2 separate regions of the Mus musculus genome follow, and region 1 is linked to region 2. Evidence: chromatin loops called from intact Hi-C (ENCODE). Cell type or tissue: gastrocnemius. All regions are shown on one strand.

Evidence for each region. Peaks named below come from ENCODE experiments on the same cell type or tissue, not always from the same donor. Only the 100,000 strongest peaks of a DNase experiment are listed, where the experiment ranks them.
Region 1: a loop joins it to region 2, with 6 times the contacts of the local background. A loop is called at or near these places in 17 of 42 quality-filtered maps.

What each region holds. Positions count from the first base shown.
Region 1 is chr9:110,626,477-110,634,476 of GRCm38, reverse strand. It overlaps Nbeal2 (neurobeachin-like 2), which reads left to right. Exons shown (of 54, transcript NM_183276.2): 26 at 7-113; 27 at 280-795; 28 at 1,322-1,500; 29 at 1,583-1,742; 30 at 2,050-2,187; 31 at 2,275-2,619; 32 at 2,708-2,857; 33 at 2,978-3,135; 34 at 3,352-3,476; 35 at 3,558-3,693; 36 at 4,124-4,287; 37 at 4,391-4,707; 38 at 4,812-4,907; 39 at 5,237-5,361; 10 more. Among named protein-coding and RNA genes, the nearest start is that of Mir8107, 5.6 kb to the left of the region's middle. In gastrocnemius, a CTCF peak has its summit at 3,082 (motif pointing right); DNase peaks (open chromatin) are centred at 2,421, 2,832, 3,082, 4,132 and 3 more places.
Region 2 is chr9:110,408,340-110,416,339 of GRCm38, reverse strand. No RefSeq gene overlaps it. Among named protein-coding and RNA genes, the nearest start is that of Ptpn23, 4.1 kb to the right of the region's middle. In gastrocnemius, CTCF peaks have their summits at 2,371 (motif pointing left) and 4,651 (motif pointing left); DNase peaks (open chromatin) are centred at 2,356, 3,160 and 4,634; H3K4me3 peaks cover 873 bases; H3K27ac peaks cover 1,163 bases.

The DNA of each region.
Region 1 (8,000 bases), 220 kb before region 2:
TGTCAGTCCCTCAGGTTGTATCTCCAGACTGCCTGAATCTCTCAGATTTGTTGGCTGTTGTACAGCTGTCCCTCCAGGCTGACCTCAGTGTCCGCCTAGACATCTGCCGTCAGGTAAGAGAAAACGTGTGGGAGATAAAAGGGTGGCTTCTGCTCCCTGGAGCTCCTTTTGCCTTTCTGGGGTGGGGCACCTTTGTAGGTCCCTGCTGTTAAGACCTTGGGATGGGGATCTAGGGAAGCAGTCAGATGACCTCTTATTTGTTGTCCCCTGGTTTGGCAGCTCTTTTACCTCATCTACGGACAGCCAGACGTCGTTCGGCTGCTGGCCCGACAAGCTGGCTGGCAGGATGTGCTGACGCGGCTGTATGTCCTCGAGGCTGCCACAGACAGTAGTCCCCCACGCTTCCTCCCAGAGCTGCCGATCTCTTCAGAGCTGGCCCTATCTCCGCCGCCCACTGAGTTGCCCGCTGACTCTTCTGACGTCTTCCTGCCTTCAGAGTCCCCTTGCCCTGACCAGGATGCTTTCTACCAGGCCCTCTCCCCGTTCAGTACACCCTTTGACCTGGGTTTGGAACGGGCCAGCATTGGCTCGGGCAATACCGCTGGTGGCGGCAGCAGCAATGGGACTGTTACTCCGGCCAGCCAGCCTGGCACACCCTCCCCGCTGGATGGGCCACGGCCCTTCCCAACTGCCCAAGGCCGCCACAGCTCCAGTCTCTCCAATGTGCTGGAAGATGGCAGCCTGCTAGAACCCAACATCAGTGGGGATGATACCTCGAACACGAGCAACCCCCAGGTGAGGTGGCCACCTTCTGACATTGCACTGTGTCTGGAGAGGACACCTCAGGAATGGAGAGTTGGCAGTGTGGTCTTTCCAAAGATGCGGTCTAATACCAGAGCTGGTACTGTCACGCAGTTGTGTTAAGCCCGGGAGAGGAGAGCAGCAGCCACATAGGGCCCAGGCTTTGTAGGGCCTACAGATAGGATAGACTGTCTTCTCTAGAGGAAGAGGCAGTGCTCTTAGCTGCTGAACCACTTCTCCAGCCCCACTTCTCTTTGAGGATTCCTAGGCAGCCTTGAAGACTTAGAGTAAGGCCTTTGTGAATATCTCCTCTCTGAAGTCCAACAGAACCCCAGGTTTTCCCCTGGAGTTCAGAAAGTGGCTGAAACCCTTAGGCCATTTTCCTAAGGCCTTGGTGCCAGTCTGGCTGTTTGCCGAATGCTGCCTCTCTTCATTCCTGCCTGTGGGTAGACAGGGGGTGCTGAGCAGAGATTCCCCTCCCCCACAGCCCGCAGCCCACACCACCTTCCTGTCCCCACAGCAAACCCCTGAAGAGGAGCTGTGCAACTTACTCACCAACGTGCTATTCTCAGTGACGTGGCGGGGCGTGGAGGGCAGTGCGGAGGCCGCCTGGCGGGAACGTGGCCAGGTCTTCTCCGTGCTTACCCAGCTGGGGGCCTCTGCCACACTTGTGCGACCACCAGACTGCATCAAGCGCAGGTAAGAGGTCTGCGTCAGGAGGCGATGGGTCTCTGGGAGCCAGGAAATTGCAAGGTCGGTACTGAGTCCCTCTCTTGGCCAGCCTCCTAGAGATGATGTTAGAGTCAGCCCTGACCGACATCAAGGAGGCTCCCCCAGGAGGCCTGGCCAACCTTTCCCAGCAGGCACTGTGGCTGCTCCGTTTACTGCAGGATTTCCTGTGTGCTGAGGGCCACGGTAACCAGGAGCTGTGGAGTGAGAAGGTACGATTATTCGGAGGGGTGGAAGCCACACACATTCTGCGTCCTTATAACCTGAGGGTGTCTAGTCTAGGAGATGGGAGGGTACACAGGGCAGTCTTGGATACATCAGCGTTGGTATCTATCAGCCTGTTTAGTCAGGCCAAGCATTCAATGGATGGCAGCGTTGGAGTTGGGCTGGGTATACCTTACAGTGAGTGACCTTGACTCAAACCTTACTTAGCCTCCAGCACAAACTTTACCTAGTTTTCTCCCCCAAAATCCCTGTCCTTGTTATGGCAACATGCTGGAAATATGTTCTGTGTGGCAGCTCTTTGAAGGTGTGTGCAACCTGCTTGATCGCCTGGGAGCCTGGCCACATCTCGCCAATAGCACAGCAGATCTCCGGGAGATGGCGCAGATCGGCTTACGTCTTGTGCTTGGATACATCCTATTGGAAGACCCACAGGCAAGCATGCAGGAGGGCAGCAGAGGTGGAGGTCTAGCTGGTGGGGGTCCAGCAATTGGTACCATCCTCATTGCCTTGCACCTACAGCTGCATGCCCAGGCCTATGTGAAGCTGCACACACTGCTGCAGACCGCAGTGCCGACCCGCCGGGAGGAGGCGTGCTACGTGCTCTCCAAGCTGGAGGCAGCGCTCAGTCGGGCGCTGACCACCTCGTCTTCCGAGACTGAGCATGCGTCTACAGCCGTGGCAGCCTCTGAGCGCTGTTCGTGGTTGGTGCCACTGGTCCGCACGCTGCTGGACCGTGCATATGGGCCCCTGGGACTGCAGTGGGGGCTGCCCTCCTTACCACCCACCAATGGAAGCCCCACCTTCTTTGAGGACTTCCAGGCTTTTTGTGCCACAGCCGAATGGCGCCACTTCATCGACAAGCAGGTGCCTGAAGGAGGTGGCGGGTCGAGGAAGAGGAATGGAGGCTAGGGCACGCCTCGAGCACCGGTCTCTCCTCCTGTCAATCCTCCAGGTTCAGCCAACTATGTCAAAGTTTGAAATGGACACATATGCTAAGAGCCATGACCTCATGTCAGGCTTCTGGAATGCCTGCTACGACACACTCATGAGCAGCGGGCAGCGGCATCAGCGGGACCGTATCCAGAGTCGGCGGGCCTTCAAGGTGTGCAGCCCAGATTGGGGGTCGGTGCACCTATATGACTGGAGACAGCTAATAGGGCAGGGTAGAGAATGGATTGGAGAAACTGCAGCCAGGGGGATTGATCTATTCCTTCCGCCACAGGAGCTGGTCCTAGAACCTGCCCAGCGCAGGGCTCGCGTGGAGGGATTGCGCTATGCATCTGTACTGAAGCAGCAGGCAGCGCAGCACTCGACGGCACTGCTCCACTGGGGGGCGCTGTGGCGCCAGCTTTCTAGCCCCTGTGGGGCCTGGGCACTAAGGTGGGCAGAAAAGGAACCCTGACCCTGAGTGCTAGATGGCCTTTGACTCTCTGCTCAAGGCTTGAAAGTAATGCAAAATGAATAAAACAGTAATCTCAGCTGAGCTGTGGTGGTGCACACCTTTCATTCCCAGCACTTTAAGACCCCAGCAGTCTTAAAGTGGGGGCTCTGTAACGTTTTGCTGGCCCATGACAATTCCTGGTGATATATCTGCAGGATCCCTCCAGCCCCCCACTGGAAGCTGTCTAGTGCAGAGACATACTCCCGTATGCGACTAAAACTGGTACCCAATCATCACTTTGACCCTCACCTGGAAGCTAGCGCCCTACGTGACAATCTCGGTAAGTGTGTTGTGCTTGCTTCACCCAGCTGGAGTTTCCCATCATGCCTTGCTCTAATTACGTCCCATTGGCCTCCTGCAGGTGAAGCTCCCATGACACCCACTGAGGAGACCTCACTGCCTCTGGCAGTGACCAAAGAGGCCAAAATCAGTGCCCCTCCGGAGGAGCTGCCTGAGGAGCAGTTAGGGGAAGAGGACCTGGCTGCACTGGAGTCCCTGTGAGTGGTGGGCCGGGGCTGCCAGGGATGGATGCCTTCTGTGCAGCTGGGGCTGAGTCTGCGTCTTTTGCTGGCCAACTTGAGTACCCTGAAAGGACTCTCCAACCCCAAGTTTTGGGGGTTATTTAAAAAGGGTGGGTGCTCTTTAGTAGCTAAGCACCCCTGAGCAAGGCTCAGAAAAACCAGGACAATGTGGGGACCTGGAGTATGGCAGGAGTGTGTGAGGAGAAGCAGGGCAGAGGGAGGGGTGAGCCAACAAGCAGCCAGAAGGACTTTTAAATCTGTCTAGGGCACCGGGGTCAGTGAGCAGGAGGCCCTGGGTAGCTCCTCTCCATCAGGGAGATATGAGCATGTGACCTCATGGCTCACTGGTCTCGGAGCTTGGCAAGAAGGGATGCCCATCCCTAGCTGAAGTGAATGCTGCCCACAGGATGGAGGAGGCGGCCGAGCTAGATGAGAAACGCGAGAAGCTTGTGTTGTCGGCTGAGTGCCAGCTCGTCACGGTGGTGGCTGTGGTCCCGGGACTCTTAGAGATCACCACACAGCACGTGTATTTCTATGACGGCAGTACGGAACGCGTGGAAACAGAGGAAGGTGTGTTCTGATGGAGCTGTTGGAAGGGGCGACAGAGAATGACCAAAGTGCAGGCTGGGCTGGGACCAGTGACTCCTTATACCTATTCTTGGTTGCTCGGCAGGCATCGGCCATGACTTCCGGCGCCCCTTGGCCCAGCTGCGTGAGGTCCACCTGCGGCGTTTCAACCTGCGGCGTTCGGCGCTCGAACTCTTCTTCATTGACCAGTCCAACTACTTCCTCAACTTCCCACACAAGGTGGCCGCGTCCTCTGCGTCATCCCCTTGCCAGGCTCCCAGGCCCCAGCTCTACCCTATCCCATCCCACACCCAGCTACGGAACCAGGTGTACTCATTGCTTCTGCGCCTAAGGCCACCCACCCAAGGCTACCTAAGCAGCCGCTCCCCACTGGAGATGCTTCGTGCCTCGGGACTTACCCAGGTAAGCATCCTAGACCCTGTTTGTGTGGGGTATGAGGTGAAGACTTTGTAGATAGGGGGCTCTGGACAACTTCAATGCTCACCCTTTGCTATTGTGCCGTCCAGAAATGGGTACAGCGAGAGATATCCAACTTTGAGTACCTCATGCAACTCAACACAATCGCAGGGCGCACCTATAATGACCTGTCTCAGTACCCTGTGGTGAGCCCCGCTCTGTCTCTCTCCCCACTTCCCACCTCCAACCCCACTGTCAGTGTCTAAGCACAGTCCCTGAGTAGTTTACCTGCGACTAAGATGTGGTCTCTTGGTCTCTGACACTGCCTCGCTCCCCTGCCCTCTTTGCTTCCTGCTGGGCCCTGGTCTCCCTGGAAGGAGTGTCTGTCACAGACCTCCTGTGCTCCTGTAGGCCTTCCAAGTAGTATGGTGAACAGGCTCTACCCATCTACCTGAGGGTTGAGGGCAGGGCAGGGTGGGCTGGCAGGCAGGCCGTCAGGGTCTTCATACAGCATCTTTCCTGGGTGGGCGTCCAGTTCCCCTGGGTCTTGCAGGACTATGTGTCCCCAGTCTTGGACCTCAGCAATCCAGCTGTCTTCCGGGACCTGTCCAAACCCATCGGTGTGGTGAATCCCAAGCATGCCCAGCTTGTGAGGGAGAAGTGAGCTTTGTGGGCAGGGCAGGGGAGGGCAGGGCTCGGTGGGCTGGGGATGGATGTGTGTGGATCTTCTGCTGACATGTGCTGCCTGTGGCTTCAGATATGAGAGCTTTGAGGACCCAGCAGGCACAATCGACAAGTTCCACTATGGCACACACTATTCTAACGCAGCGGGCGTGATGCACTACCTCATCCGCGTGGAGCCCTTCACGTCCCTGCATGTCCAGCTACAGAGCGGCCGGTGCGCCCAGGGGTGACGGAAGGGTGGGGAGGAAGGCACACAGTCTCCCTGGCAGCTTCTTATGCTGCCTCTGGTTTTACGTATCCCTCTGTATCTATCATCTGACCCCGGCTGTGTCTCTCCACCAGCTTCGACTGCTCTGACCGGCAGTTCCACTCGGTGGCAGCAGCCTGGCAGGCACGGCTGGAGAGCCCCGCCGACGTGAAGGAGCTCATTCCGGAGTTTTTCTACTTTCCTGACTTCCTGGAGAACCAGAATGGTAGCATGCGAGGCACCGGGGCTCCGGCATGAGTGAACAGACGGGGTGTGTGTGTGTGTGTGTCCAGGGATGGTGAAGAATCCTCAGGCACACTGCTAACTTTCTCTTCTGCTAGGCTTTGACCTGGGCTGCCTCCAGTTGACCAACGAGAAGGTGGGTGATGTGGTGCTGCCCCCGTGGGCCGGCAGCCCCGAGGATTTCATCCAGAAACACCGCCAGGCTCTGGTGAGGAGGTGATCGCACACACAGGCAGCCAGGGCTGAGAGTTGCCGTGGGATTCAGTCCCTGCGTTGACTGCCGCTTCCTCCCCTCAGGAGTCAGAGTATGTGTCCACCCACCTGCACGAATGGATCGACCTCATCTTTGGCTATAAGCAGCGGGGTCCAGCGGCCGAGGAGGCCCTCAATGTCTTCTATTACTGCACTTACGAAGGTAGGCAGTGTGCCGCACGTGAGATGGGGTCAGGGCACAGACAGTGGCAATAAAGAAAGGACAGTGAAGGAGTTTTAACCACTCACCTTCCTCTCAGGGGCGGTTGACCTGGACCACGTGGCAGATGAACGGGAGCGGAAGGCTCTGGAAGGCATCATCAGCAACTTCGGGCAGACTCCTTGTCAGCTGCTGAAGGTGAGGACTGTGGGGAGACAGTGGTGAAGGACACTGGTGGCATGGTGCTGACCAGCTCTTGTTGACAGGAGCCACACCCACCCCGGCTCTCGGCTGAGGAAGCAGCCAATCGCCTCGCCCGGCTGGACACTAACTCACCAAGCATCTTCCAGAACCTCAACCAACTCAAGGCCTTTTTCGCTGAGGTGAGAAGTGGGTGGGAACTTAGTTTCTTGTGTAAGATGGGTTTAGCCACACGTCCTTACCCATCTCTGAGCAGACATCTTGGGGACATACGGGTAGGAGGGCGGCCAGGATGAGATTCCCAAGTGCAGTTAGGATGGAGAGAGTCTGGCCTTGGTCCCCTTCCTGCATCTTCACGCATGCTCCCCTTTCCTGCTGTCACTGCGCCGAGGCCAAGGAGTAATGGGATGAAGGGACCAAGGCTGAGCCCGGGCTCGACCCTGGCGTCTTCTGTGTCTACCCCAGCTTCTTCCTCTTTCTGTGATGCCCTCCTACGTGCCCACTGCTGTCATGTCTACCTCTCAGACTCACCTCTCTATGACACCCACTTTGTCCCTGGGGTCAAGGGCCAAAGAGGGTACCTACCAAGAACACTGTCTACTTCAGTCAGCCTTACGCATTTCTCTGCAGGTTGTCAGTGAGGCTGTACCTCTGGTCTTAGCTCTGGTTCCTCACCGACAGTCACACTCCTTTATCACCCAGAGCTCCTCGGACATGTTGGTAAGTACACCTGGCAGATTCCCATTAGCTTCATCCCTTCTGCCTCCGCCCCAAGCTACCATAGCATATTCTTACCCACAGGTGACTGTAAGTGCCAGTGGGCTGCTGGGCACTCATACCTGGCTGCCCTATGACCGGAACATCAATAACTACTTTACCTTCAGCAAAGATCCCACCATGGGGAGCCCCAAGTAAGGCAGGGCTGCGGGTAGGGGTGCGATATGAATGTCCTACACCCCGAACCACCTCCCCATTTAAACAGAATACAGGCCAGCTGCAGGGGAGAGGGCTGGCTAAGGTCCCTGCTAGCCCACATCTCTCACCCGTGGCCCAGCCTCACCTACCGTCTTCCCCTTGGTTTAGGGTGCAGAAACTACTGAGTGGGCCCTGGGTCTCAGACAGTGGCGTGAGTGCACAAGCACTAGCAGTAGCTCCTGACGGAAAGCTGCTCTTCAGTGGTGGCCACTGGGATGGCAGCCTACGAGTGACTTCACTACCCCGTGGCAGGCTGTTGAATCAGCTAAGCCGACACCTTGGTATGAGCAGCCCTGGTACCAGGGAGAATGAGACAGGCAGATGTGGAATGAGTTCCAAGTTGGGCCTGTGACAACACTGTGTGTCCTCCCCTTCCTATGCAGATATAGTGACCTGCCTTGCACTGGACACCTGCGGCATCTACCTCATCTCCGGCTCCCGGGATACCACGTGCATGGTGTGGCGTCTTCTGCAGCAGGTGTGTGTGGTGGGCAGACCTGTGAGGTCCCTGTCTCCCAGGCTAGAAGTCCATCTGCC
Region 2 (8,000 bases):
GTTTTTTGTTTTGTTTTTAAAGAGAGAAAGACCGTAAAGTTCAGTAGGCAGAGGGGTGCAGAGGATTTGGGAGGAGGGGAAATATAAGCAGAATATATTATATATGAAATCTAATAAAGGGGCTGTAGGATGGCTCAGTGGTCAGGAGCATTTGCTGTTCTTGCTGAGGGCCCAGGTTCACCCCCAGGAACACCTGGTAGGTCATAGGGCATCTGACACCCTCTTCTGGATCCCAAGGGCATCTGTAATACAGCACTCAGGCATACACATAAAATAGATAAATCTTTTTAAATTTTTAATTAAAAAGTATAAGATGGCCATTAGAGGATGGCAGATTTGGTAAAATCGAGCCTTTAGGGGTCAGGGTGCAGCTCACTGGTGAAGCACTCACCTGGCCTGTGTGGATGGCTGGGGTTACGATCCCCAGCACTGAAGAAAAACAGTCAAGGCTTTAGACTCAGTGGTGTCTGCAGGTTTCTAAGCCAAGGCTCTCCACAAGTCTGAGACACTCACATGGTCCTCAAAATTGACAAAGAAAGGAAGAATGAAGAGACGCTTAGTGGTTAAGAGCTTTTGCCGCTCTTGCAGAGAACCCAGGGTCTCTGGGTCCTATAGGGCTATAGAGCTAAAGAGAGGCACTTCCAAGAAAAGCACCCCACCTCCCGCAAGAAACTCATCCACCTATGAACTTCAAAAGGCAGGTTCGGGTGGGTGCCCCCCACCCCAAATTCTGATGCCCATCTATTCCCATGTAACATATATCAGGCCTAGCCGGAAGTCTTCACTGGGGCTGCTGAACTGTGAAGAAAGACCCATCTGAGCTCCTGTGGGCCCTTGGGAAAGCCCGTTTTCTTCTCAGGCCTCCCCATTTCTGTAATGTGTGGTCAGGAGGTGGACACAGATTCCGGAAGCCTTGCTCAAGTGGTCTGAGCAAGGTGAGCTGGGTGAAGAAATTGGGTGTGGCCACAGTGCTTGCATGAAGACGTATGTGACAGGCCTTTTTCCCTTTCCTGATGTTCTAAACCAGTGTGTGGACATGAGTTGTGTCATTATCCACAGGCAGAATGGCATCCCTGGGTACATTTTGAGAGGTCTTCTAACTAACCTCACCCCTGACCTAGTAGTTTTGGCACACACATCGGTGCAGTATGCAACCTATAGGCACGCCCTGCATGAAGGTCCTTTTATTATTGATTTAAATTTGCAACTGTGTTCTAGGCATAAGAGGGATAAATCCCCTGTTGTGCCGGGCGTGGTGGCACATGCCTTTAATCCCAGCACTTGGGAGGCAGAGGCAGGCGGATTTCTGAGTTCGAGGCCAACCTGGTCTACAGAGTGAGTTCCAGGACAGCCGGGGCTATACAGAGAAACCCTGTCTCGGGGAAAAAAAAAATTCCCCTGTTGTTTTCTTCCATGTGGAGATAGAAGTACAAAAGCATCCCTCAACCCCACATGAAACAGTCATTTGGGGGAAAAAAAAAAGGATTTTGGGTTGGTGGACTGAGTAAGTGGTAAGGACCCTTCCTACCAAACCTGACAACCCAGGTTTGATCCCCAGGACCCACACAGTGAACGGGAAGAAATGAGTCTGGCGGGGCTGGTGAGATGGCTCAGTGGGTAAGAGCACCCGACTGCTCTTCAGAAGGTCCAGAGTTCAAATCCCAGCAACCACAGGGTGACTCACAGCCATCAGTAACAAGATCTGACTCCCTCTTCTGGAGTGTCTGAAGACAGCTACAGTGTACTTACATATAATCAGTAAATAAATCTTTAAAAAAAAAAAAAAAAAAAAAAAGAAAGAAATGAGTTGTTCCCTGACCTCCACACATGCATGCCCCCTCTTCCTTCCCCATTACATAAATAAACAAATAAAGGATGCTGTAGGAATTCCACTGATAAGTTAAACAAGGTAGTCCCTGCAATCTCAGCGCCTAGGAAGTGGAGGCCAGCAAGAGAACTGGAGTTAAGGGACATCCTTTGCTACGTACCAACTTGAGACTGGCCTAGCAAGACTGTCTCAAAATGAAAAACAAAAAAAGACACTTTCTTGTCGAGTCTGCTGCTCAAGTTCCGTTCCTGGAATCCATATGGTGGAAGGAGAGAACCAACCTTCTCCAGTTGTCCATTGACCTCCACATCCAGGCTGTGATACATGCGGAGCTCCGGCCCCCCCCCCCCAACACACACACATACAGACAAAGGAAACGTAATGCAAAATATAAACTGGAAAAAAAAAAGAAAAAGAAAATAAAAAGGAAGGTCGACTAGACATATTTTGGAATCTGCTGGGCTTTTTCGTGCAGGATTGGAAGCTTGTAGTCAAGACCTGGCAATACTATGGCCTTCGCGCCATCTGCTGGCCAAGTGACCCTAGGTGCCAGGGCTATGTTTCTGGTTCCCCTGGATAGGCTTCCTCAAAGGTACTTGAAAATCTCCTGTTTTGGAATCTTTCCCAGGGAAAAGTGCCCAACATTCTTTAGTTTTTCGAAGGCCCAGGACCGTCTAGAAGGAAGAGGTGCAGACAGGAGTGGCTCCTGTGTTCCCTCCTGGGGCAAATCCATCTTCTTTCCTTTCTCTCTCTCTCTTTTTTTTTTCTTCTTTCTTTCTTTTTGTTTGTTTTTTTGGTTTTTGAGACAGGGTTTCTCTGTATAGCCCTGACTGTCCTGGAACTCACTTTGTAGACCAGGCTGGCCTCGAACCTAGAAATTTGCCTGCCCCTGCCTCCCAAGTGCTGGGATTAAAGGCTGCGCCACCACGCCCGGCATAATCCATCCTCTTTTTAGGTGTAAGGAAAAAGCCTTTCTCCCAAGCTTCAAGAACCTGGATGATGACCGGACGTGGTGGCGCGAAACCCTGTCTCGAAAAACCAAAAAAAAAAAAAAAAAAAAAAGAACCTGGATGATGGCTTGGAAAGGAAGCAATGCAAGGTGGGTGTCCCTGCCCCGGCTCCTGCCCGGGTCCCTGCCCCGGTCCCTGCCCCAGATCCTGCCCTAGCTCCTGCCCCCGCCCTGGCCCCCGCCCTAGCCCCCGGCCCTGCCTCAGCCTTGCTCCAGCTCTTGCCCCAACTCCAGCCCCGACTCCGGCCCCAGCCCCGGCCCCTGTTCTGCTTTGCCAAGTCTGAGACTAAGAGAGTCAGGACAGTCTAACTTTGTCCTCACCCCGCCCCGCCCCCTTTCTTCTCCTGTGCCTGGGCTCTCACAATCTTAGGATGTTTTGGGAGAACACTTTCCTCTTCTCTGCCTCATTCCCTGCTCTGTAAAGATTCAGGATTTTGAGCCAAGGGAGGCATCAGGGAGAAAACACAAAGCTTCCTGTTTGGGGTGGTTTGGAACATTTCCAGAGCTCACAGACAAGTAGGAAGAGAATTCTGGGCCAAGGAATCCTTGTGCCAATTTGATCTGTGAGGTGGTGGTGCATGCCTTTTGATTACAGCTCTCGAGAGGCAGAAGCAGGTGGATCTCTGTGAGTTTGAGGCCAGCTTGGTCTACAGAGCAAGTTCTAGGACAGCCAGAGCGACACAGAGACATTGTCGCCATAACAAACAAACAAACAAACAAACGTAAACAAGTTTAATTTAGCTGTACAGTGAAAGTAACTCTTTTAAAAAAAGATTTATTTATGTATATGAGTACACTGTAGCTGTACTGATGGTTGTGAGCCACTATGTGGTTGCTGGGATTTGAATTCAGGAGAGCAGTCAGTGCTCTTAACTGCTGAGCCATCTCTCCAGCCCAAAGTAACTCATTCTTGACAAGGACTGTTGTTATTAACTGGATCATAGTCACCAATCTGAAATGGCTTTTCAGTGTAGTTTGGTTTGCATTTCTCTGGTTACTGATGAGATGGGTCATCTTTCACATATTTTTGACTGTCCACATAAGTTTCTATCCACATTGTATATATTCTCTCTCTCTCTTTCTCTCTCTCTCTCTCTCTCTGTGTGTGTGTGTGTCTGTGCCTCTCTCTCTGTGTTTCCCTTCCTTTTCCTCCACCTCTTTCTCTTCCTCTTCTCCTAACAACAGTTTCTTTTGAGATAGGGTTTCCTAAGTAGCCCAAGCTGGCCTCAAACCTCAGCCTTCCAAATGATGAGTCTCTGCTTTGTGTCATATCTTGGGCTCATTTTTTTAAAATGTCGTCTTTCTTTCTTTCTTTCTTTCTTTTTTTTTTTTTTTTTTTTTTTTGAGACAGGGTTTCTCTGTATAGCCCTGGCTGTCCTGGAACTCACTTTGTAGACCAGGCTGGCCTCGAACTCAGAAATCCGCCTGCCTCTGCCTCTCGAGTTCTGGGATTAAAGGTGTGCGCCACCACTGCCCGGCAAATGTCGTCTTTCTTGAGGGCAGAGATGTTCACCTGTTTCGTTCAACAGCACCTAAAACATTTTGTGGGATCCTGGTGTGTGTGTGTGGGGGGGGGGGCAAGTAAAGTAGGCTGAATAAATGACCCACCTCCATCCTGGACTCTTACATTCACTTGCTGGGGGCAGTTTGGGTGGTCAACTCCCAAAACCCAGACACAAGTTTCCACATTGGTAACAGGAGGAAGGCTTTCAGTGTGTCTTTAAGGGGCCATGCAGCTTACTGGAAGGAAAGGTCCTGAGAGGACAAGCTGACCTGGCTTAATGTGGTGTTTGCTGCCCCCTGGTGATGGGACTGACTCTTCCCTTGAACCATGGGAGCCTATGTTACCTCTAACTTCCTGCTTTGCTGGGGAAATGGGTAAGTGGGAGGGGAGGATGAGATGGGGCATCCCTTCTACCCCTTCACCTTCCCCGGCCCATCCCACCACCGGCATCAGCATTTGACATCTATGATGGATCTTTTGCTCTCTGACACTTTCATACCAATTACTGTAACTGAGCGTTGAGCTCAGGGCTTCACGTTTGCTAGGGAAGTATGCTACACTTGGGCCTCGTTCCCAGCCTTAAATTCCTGCTAGCTGGCTCATCTAGTCTATTGTACTCTGTTATAGCAACTGTATAGATACCCCAGAACTCACATCTGTGTTTGCAGTAATTTGACTTGAGAAGTACCATTTGGGGCTGGGAATGAATCCACTGGGAATTTATCCATTCTACAGAGGAGAGGGGGGCTAGAGATGGGGCTCAGTGGTGAGAGTGCTTGCCTAACACACAACACACTAGGTTCAAGCTCTGGCACTGCCAAATAAGTAGTGAGGCTCAGGGGAGGGCAGCCAATAGGGATAGGATGCTCAAGATGCAGAGGCGGCTACTTGGCTGTTCTGAATCCTAGAGCTTTCCCTGCAGTGCCACCCTCTGGAATGCCCCTTTGTTACATGGTCTGTCTACAAGAATTAAGACTTCCAAAAAAGAAGAAAAAGAAGAAGAAGGAGGAGGAGGAGGAGGAGGAGGAGAAGAAGAAGAAAGAAGAAAGAAAGAAGAAGAAGAAGAAGAAGAAGAAGAAGAAGAAGAAGAAGAAGAAGAAGAAGAAGAAGAAGAAGGAAGAAGAAGAAGAAGAAGAAGAAGAAGAAGAAGAAGAAGAAAGAAGAAGAAAGAAGAAGAAGAAAGAAGAAGAAGAAGAAGAAGAAGAAGAAGAAAGAAGAAGAAAGAAGAAGAAGAAGAAAGAAAAGTAAAAAAATTAAAGAAAGAACAACAAAAACAAAAACAAAAACAAAAAAAACCCACAAAACAACAAAAAACAAAAACCAAGACTTCCTACTACCCCCTACCCCCTCCCTGTTCTAGCTCACATTGATCCCTTCCTGGCCTCATTTTTGGGATCTAAGCTGTTGCTTCTCTTTGCTCAGCAGGGCTTCCCCTCAGCTGGGACTCACCTGTTGTTCCTGAGTTTTGCAGAAATGGTGTCTGTAATGTTGGTATAGGGGCAGGTTCTAAAGAAGCCCAAGCTGGCCTGGAACTTAATACATAGTCTAGGTGGGGCTTGCCTTCTCACTTGGGGGTCACTTCTCACATGCTGTGATTAAATGAGTGTGCTACCCCCCCCCCCCCCCCGGATAGCTTAGTGAAAGATCTTGTGCGCGCGCACACACACCTTAGTCTTGCAGTAAAGCATATCTAATGTAATCCTTACAATTTTAACCATTTGAAGGCGACAGCTTTTAGGTACACTAGCTATTGTACCACCCCTCCCCCCACCATCCATCTTCAGAGGGTTATAATTCATAATGAAACTCTTCCCACAAACAACTCCTTTTGTTCTCAAATCAATTGCCGTGACAAAAATACCTCAAAATTAAAAGGCATTTTGCCTCATAGCTTCAAGGGTTATCGTAGGGAGGACCTTGATGGCCGAGTTCGCCTCAGAGCATCCAGAAAGCAGAGACACAGAACGGACAGCTGCACTAGCTGGCTTCCGACTCTCAAAAATTAGCTTTATCGTGTCTCTGCATAATGAATTGGGGGGGGGGCACACACAGGCCGTGGTGTACAACTCTGTCCAGCCAGTTTTCAATCCTCCTATCTTTAGGTTGATTCCCAAGATTGTTCCCGTGTTTGTGTGGCAACACCTTAGCTTCCAAATCATCCCCCCAGCTTAACATACTCTTTAAACTTCATTTTTTTGTGTTTTGTTTTGTTTTTTTAAAGACAAGGTTTCTCTGTGTAGCCCTGGCTGTCCTGGAACTCACTCTGTAGACCAGGCTGGCCTCGAACTCAGAAATCCACCTGCCTCTGCCTCCCAAGTGCTGGGATTAAAGGCATGCGCCACCACCGCCTGGCTAAACTTCATTTTAAAAATTATTGTATGTGTATAGGAGTTTTGCTTGGCACATATGTATGTCTGTGTACCACATGTGTGCAGTGCCCACAGAACCCAGAAGAAGACTAAAGGTCTGGAACTGGAGTTATAGACTGCTGGGAACTGCCATGTAGATGCTGAAAATCAAAGCCAGGTCCTCTGGAAGAGCAGCCAGTGTTCTTAACAACCAACCCACCTCTCTAGACCCTAACATACTTTTAGTATGGAAATGTCTGTTACTTCTACAAAGAGGACGTGGGCCCTACCTGGGTCGGGGAAACCCGTCTTGTGAATCCAGAGTCTTTATTCTCGGGCTCTACATTGCCTCTAAATGCATCTGTCCTCATCTTCACACAAACTAGACCTGAAGTCTTGCGCTCCCTTCTACATGTTCCTCCCAATTTCCTCATGTCAGGTAACAGCCTGTCAGCTATCCACCTAAACCAGGCAGAAACTTGGAAATCAACTTTGATCTCATTCCCTAACATGTACCCACCCCAACTTAGGATACTTTTTTTTCAAAATAGTTCTCAGATGTTCCTCAAAGTGCATTATCTACCCACTTTTTTTTTTAAAGCCTTTTTCACCCAAAGCCACAATCACCGGTCTCCTAGAAGACTACAAAAGGTCACTCACTACTTTCTCCGTTTCCTTATTTTTAAAATTTGTTTGAGACAACGTATTGTTATGTTGCCCAGTCCAGCCTTGAAATGACCTAGTCTCTTCCCTCAATCTCCGGGGTGTCTCCATTATTTATGTCTAAAATTTAACAATACACACAACACAGCTTTAAAATTCCTGTTTCACAGGTGTCTCCAGAGACAAATGCTCGTCGCTGTATAGTTCCTTCCAGAGTCGCAGTCTTCTTAGGTGTTAACTTGGCTGTTCAATGTATCCTACTAAAAATCAAGAACTCCTCAGGCTGCAGAGGGTGGTGGTGTGGAGCAGTGTTCCTGCCCCCTCAACCGCGGACAGAAGGAATCCCTTGGCACTTTTAGCCTGAGTTCCATCCCGCCATACAGTTTGCATAGCTCATGGCTGTCTTCACAACCCCTCTCCCTAACATCACACTAGTCGTTCTCTATGCAGCACTAGTCCCCATCCTTCACCGCTCTCAAGATTTGGGAATTACAAATTCATGGGTGAGTTTTTGAAGGGCCCCCCCGGGAGGAAGAAGAACGTTACGCAAACCAGAAAATCCCAGCAAAGCCTCAAGCTTAGTGGAGGAGATCACTATTCCCAGAAGCCCCTTCACCGTGGATTGGGTCGTCTCTCCACCCAAGACCC